Linked DNA regions of Homo sapiens: region 2 is linked to region 1. Evidence: read pairs that join two places in POLR2A ChIA-PET (ENCODE). Cell type or tissue: GM12878. All regions are shown on one strand. Links, peaks and the distances in the headings refer to the core of each region. The heading gives the core; the rest is flanking DNA. Region 1 overlaps SLC1A2 (solute carrier family 1 member 2). Region 2 overlaps CD44 (CD44 molecule (IN blood group)).

Evidence for each region. ChIA-PET counts read pairs that join two places held together with the same protein. Peaks named below come from ENCODE experiments on the same cell type or tissue, not always from the same donor. Only the 100,000 strongest peaks of a DNase experiment are listed, where the experiment ranks them.
Region 2: POLR2A ChIA-PET joins it to region 1 with 5 read pairs; 5 of 35 experiments call an interaction of 5 or more read pairs at or near these places.

What each region holds. Positions count from the first base shown.
Region 1 is chr11:35,273,099-35,277,098 of GRCh38, reverse strand. All of the region lies in intron 9 of SLC1A2 (solute carrier family 1 member 2), which reads left to right. Among named protein-coding and RNA genes, the nearest start is that of SLC1A2-AS1, 6.7 kb to the left of the region's middle. In GM12878, for the core only: no CTCF peak of the experiment used is centred there; no DNase peak of the experiment used is centred there; H3K27ac peaks cover 258 bases.
Region 2 is chr11:35,178,560-35,185,910 of GRCh38, reverse strand. CD44 (CD44 molecule (IN blood group)) reads right to left here. Exons shown (of 18, transcript NM_000610.4): 3 at 5,504-5,637. Among named protein-coding and RNA genes, the nearest start is that of SNORD164, 19 kb to the right of the region's middle. In GM12878, for the core only: no CTCF peak of the experiment used is centred there; a DNase peak (open chromatin) is centred at 3,430; H3K27ac peaks cover 278 bases.

The DNA.
Region 1 (4,000 bases), core at 1-4,000:
GAAGGCTCCACCCTCATGAGTGGGGTTGGTGCATTATAAAAGGGTGAATTCAGCCCCTTCTTGCCCTCTCTTTGTCTTTCTGCCTTCTGCTATGTCATGATGCAGAAAGAAGGCCCTTACCAGATACCAGTTTCTTGATCTTGGATTTCCCAACCTCCAGAATTCTGAGGAAATAAATTTCTGTTCTATATAAATTACCCAATCTCAAGTATTTTGCTATAGCAGCACAGACTAAGACACACCTGATTCTGCATGCTAACCAGAGAAATATTTTTGACCTATTTTTTTCTTCTCTCAGCATGAAAATAAAACAAATAGGCTCAATGAGGACAAATGGGGTACAATCAAGGTCTTGGCCACCCTTAGAATTCAAGTCTTCCAGCCCCAGTGGGTCTGCCATTGTAGGTCCTGGTCCTTGGCAGTCACTTGTTTTCAAGCCTGTTGGATGTGAGTCACTTCATGAAACATTCAAAACCCTGCCTACTTCTGACCTAAATGTTAGCAAATGAAACAGGAGGGCTGGGCCCTCCCAGATCACCCCATGCAGGTGCTCACATGCTTACACTTGCAAAGGAAAGCAGAGCGTCCTAACTCCAGGGCTGAAGTGTGTCAGCAGAAGGGAGTTGGCTGAATTTTTTTTTTTTTTTAAAAAGGATGATACATTTGGATTAACTATGTTGATGAAATCATATAATAGAAAACCCCATCCTAGGCTGGAGCTGGGAAGAAAGGAGCAAATGAAGAGCTGTTGTCCAGTTCTGGGGCTCTGATCTCAAATGGAGGGAGGAGTGTGATCAAGGGAAAGAGAGTCTAAGAGGCAGGAGCCCTCAGTCTGAGCTCTGCACTTACTATCTAAAGGACCTTGGGCAAGTGACTTTCTGAGCCTCAGCTACATCATGTGTAAAATGGGGCAATAACATATCAGGTTGGAAGCAAGAGTCTAGGTTCAATGCCTTTGAGTGCCCTTCTAGTTTTAAGACCTAGAGTAGAATTCTGCTGGGGATGAATGTTTGTATACAAATAAGCACGAGCATTCCTTTTAAGAGGAAAAGAAAAAGGAAGGGTAGAGGATCCTGGGAAAATGTGTGTAGCTGTTTGTAGCTAGGTCAGATCTGCTTTGAATTAGTAATGGTGGCACATTCTTTCTCACCAGCAAGAGGAGTTCTGGAAACTAGCTCTTGGTTGTGAGCTCTGTGACTATTGGGTGCTCATTAGTGTGTAAGTGGTGGTGGGGGCTAAGATGAGATGGGGTGCAACTGGCCATTCCCTAGATAAGTAGTCTGTGGAGGAAAAGCAGAGAAAAAGAAAAGGGGGAAACTTCACCTCTTTAGCCAAGGTTTGTAAGCTTTCATAACTCTAGCAATTTTTCAATTTAAAACCAAACAAAGCCTACAGTGACATTTAATGTGTCACAGTGTTTGCCAACTGCTGGAGACCAGCCAGCCTCATTACTGCCCTCTAAGCCCTGGATGGTTTTCAACAGGCAGGCTTAGCTGCTCTGTAAATGTCATGGTGAAAACCAAGATTCTGGAGCCCTGAAAAATGCCGAGTCCCAGAGCACTGGATGGGTGGGACTGTTTAAAACCAGAACCTTCCCCTGGGTCCAGGAAGCCCTTTGCGTCAGGAGCCCTTGGCAGATATTTATAAGAGACCTTGCTGACACCCCAGTGTCTCTGAAGGAGGCAGGATGGAGTGGTAAATGGGAGCCAATACCAGGAAGAGGTAATAAATAACTGTGTCTGGCTACAGGTAGGAAAAGGAAAATCAAAATAAAGTGAAATCCGAGTGGACCTATGGCCTAATTCTCACATAAGACTCTGCTAGTGAGATCTTTTCTGGGCTCACATGTGCTAATTGGGGAATATAGTTGAGACGGCACTTAGAAGGAAGACCTCAAAGAGCCTCCACCCTCCAGGAGGGCTCTGAAGCTCCTCCCAACAGCATTCCTCTCTGGAGAGAATAGAGCATTCATTCTCAAACTCGAGCATGCACCAAAATCTCCCAGAGATATATCTGAGGTGGGGCTGGAGAATTGACATTTCTAGCAAGTTCCCAGGTGATTCTGATGATGCAATCTCCAGGGACTCTCCCTTCCAGAAGCAATGAACTAGAGACGGAGAAGGAAAACAGGAGTTTCTGATTGTGGGTATATGAGCACCTCTACTTTTTTTTGAGTTAACTCTTGACAGTTGATGCATCCTTTCAAAAAAATAGATTGAAAAGATACAGGATGCAAATAGCTAATACTTAGTGAGTGCTCCTTAAGTGTTAGATATTGTTCTAAGCACTTTACATGGGCTCGTTTGAAAGTCACAGCAGATTATGAAGCAACTAATAGTATTATCATTGTTTTACAGTTGAGAAAACAGGTTCAGAGAGAAGTAACTTATCCCAATTTAGTGGATATTAACTGGCTGAATTGGGGTTCAAACCCAGATGATCTAGATATCCTTGGGTGTTCCAAGCATGCTCATCTGAGTTCTGCTGTTTTAAAAATTTGAGACACACACATGCACATGCACACACACACACACACAAACTTAACTAACTGACCCTCCACTCATGGCTGGTGGAAAACAAAACTAATTCCTACGTTAACCTTTTCTTTGAAGATTTTAGGGGCTTATGTCTATCTTAGTCTTTTGCTTTGATTTCCCACTTCCACTGAATTCTCTTTTTTACATCTTATCTCCGGTCTACATCAACCTCCCCATGGAATGTGGCCCCTTTTCCACTAAGTCCTTTCCTCTCTCACCAAAGTTTCTCTGACTTGAGGCAGCATAATTGCAGATCAAGGCGGGATGGGGCAGGGCTATAGTTCTGCGCAGCAAAATCATTTTTTGATATATCACAAAATAAATGCATGTTCATAGCAAAGGGAAGGACAAAGTTCAAAAGAGTAATAAAATGAAAAAGAAGTCGTCTCCCCTTCATCGACTGTTGAATCTCAAGTGTTATTTCACTGTTAATAATTTCAGGTAGCACAGACATAAAATAAAAATGTAATGTTAGGCATCTCCTTTTCTAAAAAATCTTTTAGTATTCCCCACCCCTGGGAATTTCCCCTTGGGACTCCTTGTTCTCCATCTTTGAATATTTCCCCAGCTCTCTGGACACCCCTCTCCTTTTCATCTGTAAAGTAATCTGAGCTCTCTGTGCCTCTCTCCTCATCCTGCTAGATCATGGCCTGCATCCTGACTTTTTACCACGAAAATATCTAACCAGATGTTTTACTAAACAAAAACCAATTGTGTCTCTAGAGCTAATCTGCTTTCAAGTCTTAAATTCACAATCCATCCTGGTCCTGCCCCTTCCACATACCAGCCTCCCCATTCTCCCCTGCCCAGCCTGTGCCATAAGTAAATGAAACATAGTCTCAGTCCTCAAGGAGCTTATAGTCTAGTAATGGGGTCAAGAAATCCCAATGGAGCCTCCTAGGTGCAAAAAGAAATGGATAAGGTGTAGGGAGGAATAAAAGAGAAAATGCTCTGATCCCCTTTTCACCTGGACTAAAAATGGTAATATAATGAGAAGCTTCTTCTGGGTCATATAAGCCTTTTATATAAAACAGCCTTGGTGGAGGACCTCTTGGTTGACAAGCACTCAATACATGTTAGCAGTTATTATCTTCTCAACATGCTTGCAGGTGAGTATCCCTCTCCATATGTTACGAATGAGAAAGCTGAGCAGGACAGGCTAAGAAATCTTTAATGCTTGAGCTGGGAGTGTCATCCAGGCTGGTATCCGGACTTCACGCTCTTAGCCAATGCTTACGTGGATCTCCTTTTCTTCCCTAACCCCATGTGACTTTAGCCCTTGAATGCCCAGAGCTGTGCCAGCCTTCCTCGGGTTTGGGGCCTCAAGTGACCCCTCTTCCACACCCTGCCCCTAAAGACAGTCCCTTCGCACCATGCATCCTGAGAGGCAGGTGCTATGTTTTGTTTCTATCAATATTAAGTTGAACCATATGAAATTGCCAATATTTGACCTTTTTATATGG
Region 2 (7,351 bases), core at 1,798-5,797, 93 kb after region 1:
CCCTGAAACTTCCACCCTGCATTCCATTCCTTGTGTCTTAAAAGCAGACTGCAGTGTAGCTGAAGCAACCTTCTATTCATGCCAAAGTGCTTTATTCTGTGACTATACCTTGTATTGAGCTCTAAAACCTCAGAGAGCTTTAAACTGGTTTTGCCTTTATAGAAAGGTTAAGTCCATTTGTGCATTACAGCTTTTATTCTGTGTGTGTGTGCATACTTAAATTAAAATGGAAATTTATTTGTTAGGTTAGTTTCTCCCAGAATTGCTCCTGGCAAAGAGGAAGAAGGAGATGGATGGATGGAGATGGATGGATAGATGGATGGAGAGAGGGAGGGAGGAAGACAGGCAGGCAGACAGACAGACTGCTATCACAAGAAAGGCTGTTATCACAAGTATTTTAAGTGTCCTGCTATAATTTTTGTGTACTTATAAAAGTGGATAGAAACACAAGTTGAACAAAACAGGTTTTGTTTGCTTCCTAGTACCTGGGAGCATCTTTTCCCACAGATAAAAAGGATAACCTTAACCTGCCCATTTCTTTGGGCAGTTAGTGGAACTAACTGGCAGTTTTATACATTCAATTGGAAAAAAACAGAAAGTTTTAGGAAACACCATTCTTGCAAAGCCTGTCCTAAAAGATTTCTCAGATTTCTTTAAAGAGAAGTATCACCTCCTTGGCGAGGCCATTCCTTACCATCCAATCTAAACTGCTTCATCACTCCCCCACACCTGTCACCATCACATAGCATCTTGCTCTCATTTCTTCTTCATGTTTACCACCATATAAACTTATCTTGTTCATCTTACTTGATGGCTGTTCATGGCACTTCTCTCAATCTCTGCCTTCTGCTACCTGCCTCCCTCCCTAGAAATGTATAAGCTCCACAGATGAGTAATAACTTTATCTGTCTTGGCCAGAACATTTATGTGTGATGGGGACAGAGAAACATGCAATAAAAATGTGTTGAATGGATGAAAAAAGAAAAAAGTACCGATATAATTTCCCAAGGGTCTATTCTTCCAGTAAACACACCTAAGATGTTAGCCCCCTAAATGCATCTCCAAATATGTACAGGTCACGCATTTAGATTATCCTTAAATGGTAATGCCATAAGAAATAATTAAAGGAAGTTACAGATATAACTCTTCATTTATTATTTTTAAGCATCTACTCAACACTTATATGCCAGACCATATAAAAGGAGAAAAGAAGATGAGCATGTTTCTGTCCCTGCTTCTGATAAACTCACAAGGTCATGGGGGACTGTAATAATTAATATTAATTTAGCTTTTTACAGTTTTCAAAAATATTTTCCAAAATTATTACACTTGAAAATAAGGGCATATAGCCAACCTGGGAGATTTAGGGGAGTATCTATCTTGTTTCTCTTGGAAATATCAGCAGAAACTGACGCAACCTATGAGATGCTTCTGATATTTGTATGTTGTGCATACCTGGAACCAGGCTTTGGATTATGGCTTCTTGATGCCAGGGATGAAACAATCTCCCCTAACTTCAAATATAACTGCAAGTAACAGTACACTGGGAATTTCCAGGCAGCAAGTTGTAATAGAATGGAGCATGATGTCACAAACCCTAAGACAGTTTTGTAAATTATTAGAGCATTTGTTCACATGGACCCCCTTCATGCTCCAATTCACCTTAACTTTTATAAAGAACATCAAATCTGGCAAATATGCTTAGTGGATTGACCCAAATGTGCAATTAACAGACTCATGCTCTCATGTCGGATTCCAGGGCCTTATTAGATAGCCTTTCTTTCCATTTAATGAGCTCTGTACTGCTTGGAAAGCTAGACCTGGTGAGGTGTTCCTGAATCTGAGGACTTGTTAGAAATTCTCTGAGGTGGGCTTTCTCATAAACCTTGGCTTCAACACACCAAAATAACCAAGAGAAACATTAATTATTCAGTCTAACCACTAATCTCTGGTTGCCAGATAGAAAGGCACCCTCTTCAATGCTTGATACATTTTAGGTATCTCATAAATATTCTCAAATAGTTGTTGAATAAAGGAGGAAATGGATAAACAAGTACATGTAGAATCTTCCCTTTAATTCTACCCTCAAAAGAAAATGAGGCACTTGACTGAAAGCAAGCTTAATAAATGAATCAATTCAAGTCAGTTCTGTGTTCACACAGAAGTCACCAGGCTCACGTTGGGCCTCAACCACTGAAAATGAGGGAAAAAAAATCACAAAGGCCTTTTCAAGTTCTGCCTTATTTTCATTTGTTAGCCACAGGCCATGTTTTCTAAAAATACTGCTAAAACTTAAGCTTATGGAAGCTATCTACTAAGATCAAGCTGACTTTTATCCCTGTAGCCGTTTTATGGGGGGGATCACAGCACTGGGACATGACCACCTGCTAGCAGCTTTCAGGCTAAATTAGATTCAGGGATCCTTGCAATGAAATCTTTGCATAGGGCAGTTTATCAAAATCTTTAGCTCACTTAATACCCCTATCATCTGACTCTAATCCAAGACATTCAGAATTTATTTATCCTTAAACACATTTATCCTCTTCTCCAGTTTCTTTCTTTTTTTTTTTTTGTCTCATTGCTTCAACAAGATTGTTAACTCCTTTAAGACAAGAAATGTAGCCTCCAGTTCTTTCTTACTCCATCTCTGCCTAGTGCAGTACTGAGCACATAGAGGTGATCAATAAATATTCCCTTTAAACTTAAATAAAAACTTACAAAAGTAGCCATCAATATCGAGTCAATTTGGAAAATAGACAAAAGGAAAAATATTACTTCTAGCTTTATTATTTAATTCATCCATTTTAGTAAGGAACATACCCCCTGTACTTCTCAAGCTTTTCAACTGAACTAACCCTCCAAAGAGAAGAAAATTAATCAATGCTCTTGCTCCCAACTCCAGGTATGGGCCCAACCTCATGAACAAAATTAAGGATAGAAACAAGTCTCAGTCGCAGCCTGCCTAGATGGCTTCGATGCCAGGCAATAAAACAGTGTGAGCTTCTATCTGAGTTGAGGTTCCTTTTAGCAAGTGAAACCAACTTGCAAAACAGGTAAGACAATGTGGGTATGCAACTACATAATTTATTGCATACATTCACTCAGCAAGACTCAATGGGAGATGCAATAAGCAGTGCCCAGAGACTCAGGAGTGTATAGCCTCATGCCAGCCCTTTCCCAATGAGTCAACCTCTTCATCTAAAGCACAAGCTTTTCCCAATGTCTCCCTCTGACCTGTTGCACTGAGATGGAGCTAGCTAGACCACATGTTGCTCTATGTCTATTTCTTACTTTTTTATATGTGGTTTTCTCATTATAATATCATTAGAACGACATGCTAGACATGGGTATGGGAACTGAGTATGTATGAGTCGTGTACTACTTAGTGTTAATTGGACTCCCTTCCCTTTAGTCAAACTCCATTTGTGTTCTTCACTCATATAACAGGGAGGAGTAAACATTCTACAGTTTTCTGTTCCTGTTTCGTATGTCTCTCGATAGATTCAGTGACCTGTAAATTTTTGTCAAAATCTACTGGCTTCACGCACTCCATTTCAACTAGCCAGCCCTGATACTTTGTCCTAAACTCTAGATTTCTTCTCTGAATTTCCACTCTGATCCCTACTGTTCACACAACAAAGGGTAGGTGGTGTAGACTAAAGCCACTGATGTAATCTCACAATTAATTTTAATTTTTGGGTTTTTTTTAGTAGTGAGTAGAAGAAAGATCTCATAATTAAGTTGATGTCCTTTTTATAGTTTAAAAATCCATGCAGCTTTTTATATTTTACTACCATATATATGGTATATGTATATTTATATTTGATGTATATGGTATATATATCTGTGATATCTTGATTTTATATATATAAATGTGTATATATTTATATATACATATATACATATATATAAATATAAATTTATATATAATATATAATATTTATATATATAAAATTTATATATATTATATATAATTTATATATAATATAATATATAATATATATTATATATTATATTATATATAGAATTATATATAATATATATATATAAATTTATATATAAATATAATTTTTATATATTTATAATATATATTTAAATATATAAATATAATTTATATATAAATTTATATAAATAAATATAAATATATAAATATAAATTTATATAAATGAATATAAATATATAAATATAAATAAATATTTATAAATATATATAAATAAATATATATATAAATATATATATATGTATATGTATATATCTGTGTTTGTCTCAGGCTGATAATGTCTTAAGTCCCTTTCCAGCTAATTTAACATCCCCTTCACATCTTTAGGGAAAACTGACACTCCAGCAAGATGTACCAAGTTTACCTCAAGGCTTCATCTTTCCCTTCACCCAACTTCAAACCTTCCATGGGAACAGAAGGCCCAGTTTAAGAGGTAAGACTTTTGATAGTTGGCATCGAGATATTTGACATTTATATTTTGATCCTTCTCAAAAAATTCTGAAAATTCATGATGCATAGAATTCTTTAATTTTGCTAGGACTTGAATAAGGCTCATAAGCCTGATTTTCTAGGTTAATGGTTGGGAGAAAGTCACAAAGACATAGAGAAAGGCTGGCCTGTGTCCTAGCATCTACATCTTAACTTAGGTTTCTTCTTCTCTGGTTCTTTCAACTGTTGGGTAAGGGATATTTAAGAAGGTCAAAGGCATACCATATACTCTCCAAGGCTTTTTTCCAGCCCTCTCATATAATAAATACCTCTCAGCTAAGACATTTGACTTACACCCCAAAGCTATCATTAGATTCATGTCACTCCCTTATTCAAAACCTGTAATGACTTCCCATCACACTGAGAATGAATCACCCCGTTAGCTGGCCCTTGCTTAGCTCTCTGACTTTATTCCTTGGCATTCTCCCTTCTGAGCACTGATATTCTCAGAACAGTCCAGGAGGCACTTTCCCTGACCACCTTCTCAGAAAATAAAAGCATCCCTAGCACTCATTAGCCTCGTATTTTGCTTTCTTTTTTATAGCACTTTTATCACTTTCAGACTTCATATAGGGCAAGCTTGTCCAACCTGCGGCTCACAGGCCTTGTGTGGTCCAGGATGACTTTGAATGTGGTCCAACACAAACCCGTAAACTTTCTTAAAACATTATGAGATTTTTTTTGTGTGATTTTTGTTTGTGTTTTAGCTTATCAGCTACTCTTAGTTTTAGTGTAATTTATGTGGGGCCCAAGACAATTCTTCTCCCAATGTGACCTAGGGAAGCCAAAAGATTGGACAGTCCTGAATGGTATTTAATATTTATTTGTTTATTGTTTGCCTCCCCAATTTAGCATGTAAGCTCCATGGAGACAGGAATGTTGGCTCTGCTGTACAGATATTCAGTGAGCATTTGTTATGTAAATGGAGGCTACATGAATCCCCACTTAAGCTGAGCTCCAAAGACCAGGCTCCCACAGCCTTTCACGCCAACAGACACCCCCCTGAGAACCAACCTGAAGCATTGAAGCAATATGTGTCATACTGGGAGGTGTTGGATGTGAGGATGTACACCCCTGTGTTGTTTGCTGCACAGATGGAGTTGGGGTGGATCCGGGGAATCACCACGTGCCCTTCTATGAACCCATACCTGTAAGAGAAAAACAACAGGATATTGACCTAAATGGCTAAGATGGGAATTTCATAATATCCCATTCAATGACATTTAATGCCGTGCAACACTTCATTCAGTTCACCCCTAGGGATATCGGAGGTTTCAACAACCGAGTTATTTGAAATCCAAAAATAACAGCATAGAGAGGGAAAGAGATCAACAAGACTGATAGAAACAAAGTGATTTTATTTAGAGACCTATAAAGAGCTTTAAAAAAAAATCATGAAAGGAATAATTAGTTTCAGTTAAAATTTGTGTTCAGCAGTGTTGAGTCTATTTGAACAAACAGAAGGAAGCCTGAGTCACAGAAGAGAGAAGTTTTGATGTAAGATTCATGCTGGCTCTGGAATACCTTCATGTTTTCCAGAAAATACACAAAATGGCCAGCTTCCATAGATAGGAAGGGGTGCTTCTTTATTTCAGTGCACACATTCCAGACCTGCCTCATGTCCCATTCCCCCACTTCTTTCTCAGCCACAACTTTTCCTGTGAGTCCCCTTACTCCATACTCCATTGCCCTAAACATGAAGCCTTGTTTATATGCCAAGTACACAGCACAGCACACTGCCTCCTGAGCATTGCAGGCATAATTCTATTGCCAGTGGGAATAAATTAACCATCATTACAATGGGAGTCATAGCAATTAAGTAAGCAGATAGCAACGGCTCATGTAGCTCAGGAACTTTCCAGAAGTAGCACAGCCAGAGAAATGCATAGCCCCTCTCTCCCCACCAAGGTATCTCTGGGAGTGTGTTACAGCTGGATACGACATACAGATACAACATACACAGCCCAGCCTCTTCTAGCAGCATCCTGGTGGCTAAAAACTTGCTTATTTTTTAATTGTGCTAAAAACACAATTTTTTTTGAATATAAAATGCCTCAAAAAATGAGATGTGGGCTGAGAAAATGCCATGTGCAAGGGAAGCTGTGGTGCAGCAGGAGGGCAGAGAGGAGGAAGCTAAATCCAGCAGGTTTTTCAAAATGCAATTCTGGCTAAAATGCACATTGATGCTTTTCATCTTTCCTGCCAGGGGCAACAGCATGGAGTGCATCACCCTGCACGACCCATGGAAATGTCTGTGAGTCTGAAGTTTCCAAGCACACAGAACTCCTACCTATGTGGCAATTGTAGCTCGCATGACTAATTTCTCATCTGAACAGACAAACTGGTTTCCCCAAAGCCTCCTTAGCTTGGCAGGGGGTGTGGGCACAATTAAATGGTAATAAGTTTTCATATATCTAAGAGTTGCTACCAATCAGGGTGGGGCAGACAAAAGAGAGTAGCTGCTAAGGTTTTATCCTAACCCATGAGACTCTGCCATCTGTCCTGTGGCAGAAAGCTGATTCATAGCTACCTGAGAGAAATTATGGAAATGAGTTTTGCAATACTTAATACCAGTTATGGGTGAAATGATAGATTTCTTTGGCACAGTTTTTCTAAATAATACTTCTTGGTGAACCTACCCACCAACTCACCCCCATCACATCATGTCATCAAGTATGGATAACACCAACATTCTAGAATCTATTGCATTCTCTTTGTAAGCTATTACTGAGTTTTTGCCACCTCATGTTGCCTACCGGTTTTATGGGTCATGCTAACTGTAAATTGGGGATATTAAAGTTTATATGTGTGTATGTGGCATGAGTAAGTTACTGTTCACAAGGAGGAAAGAATATTCAGCAA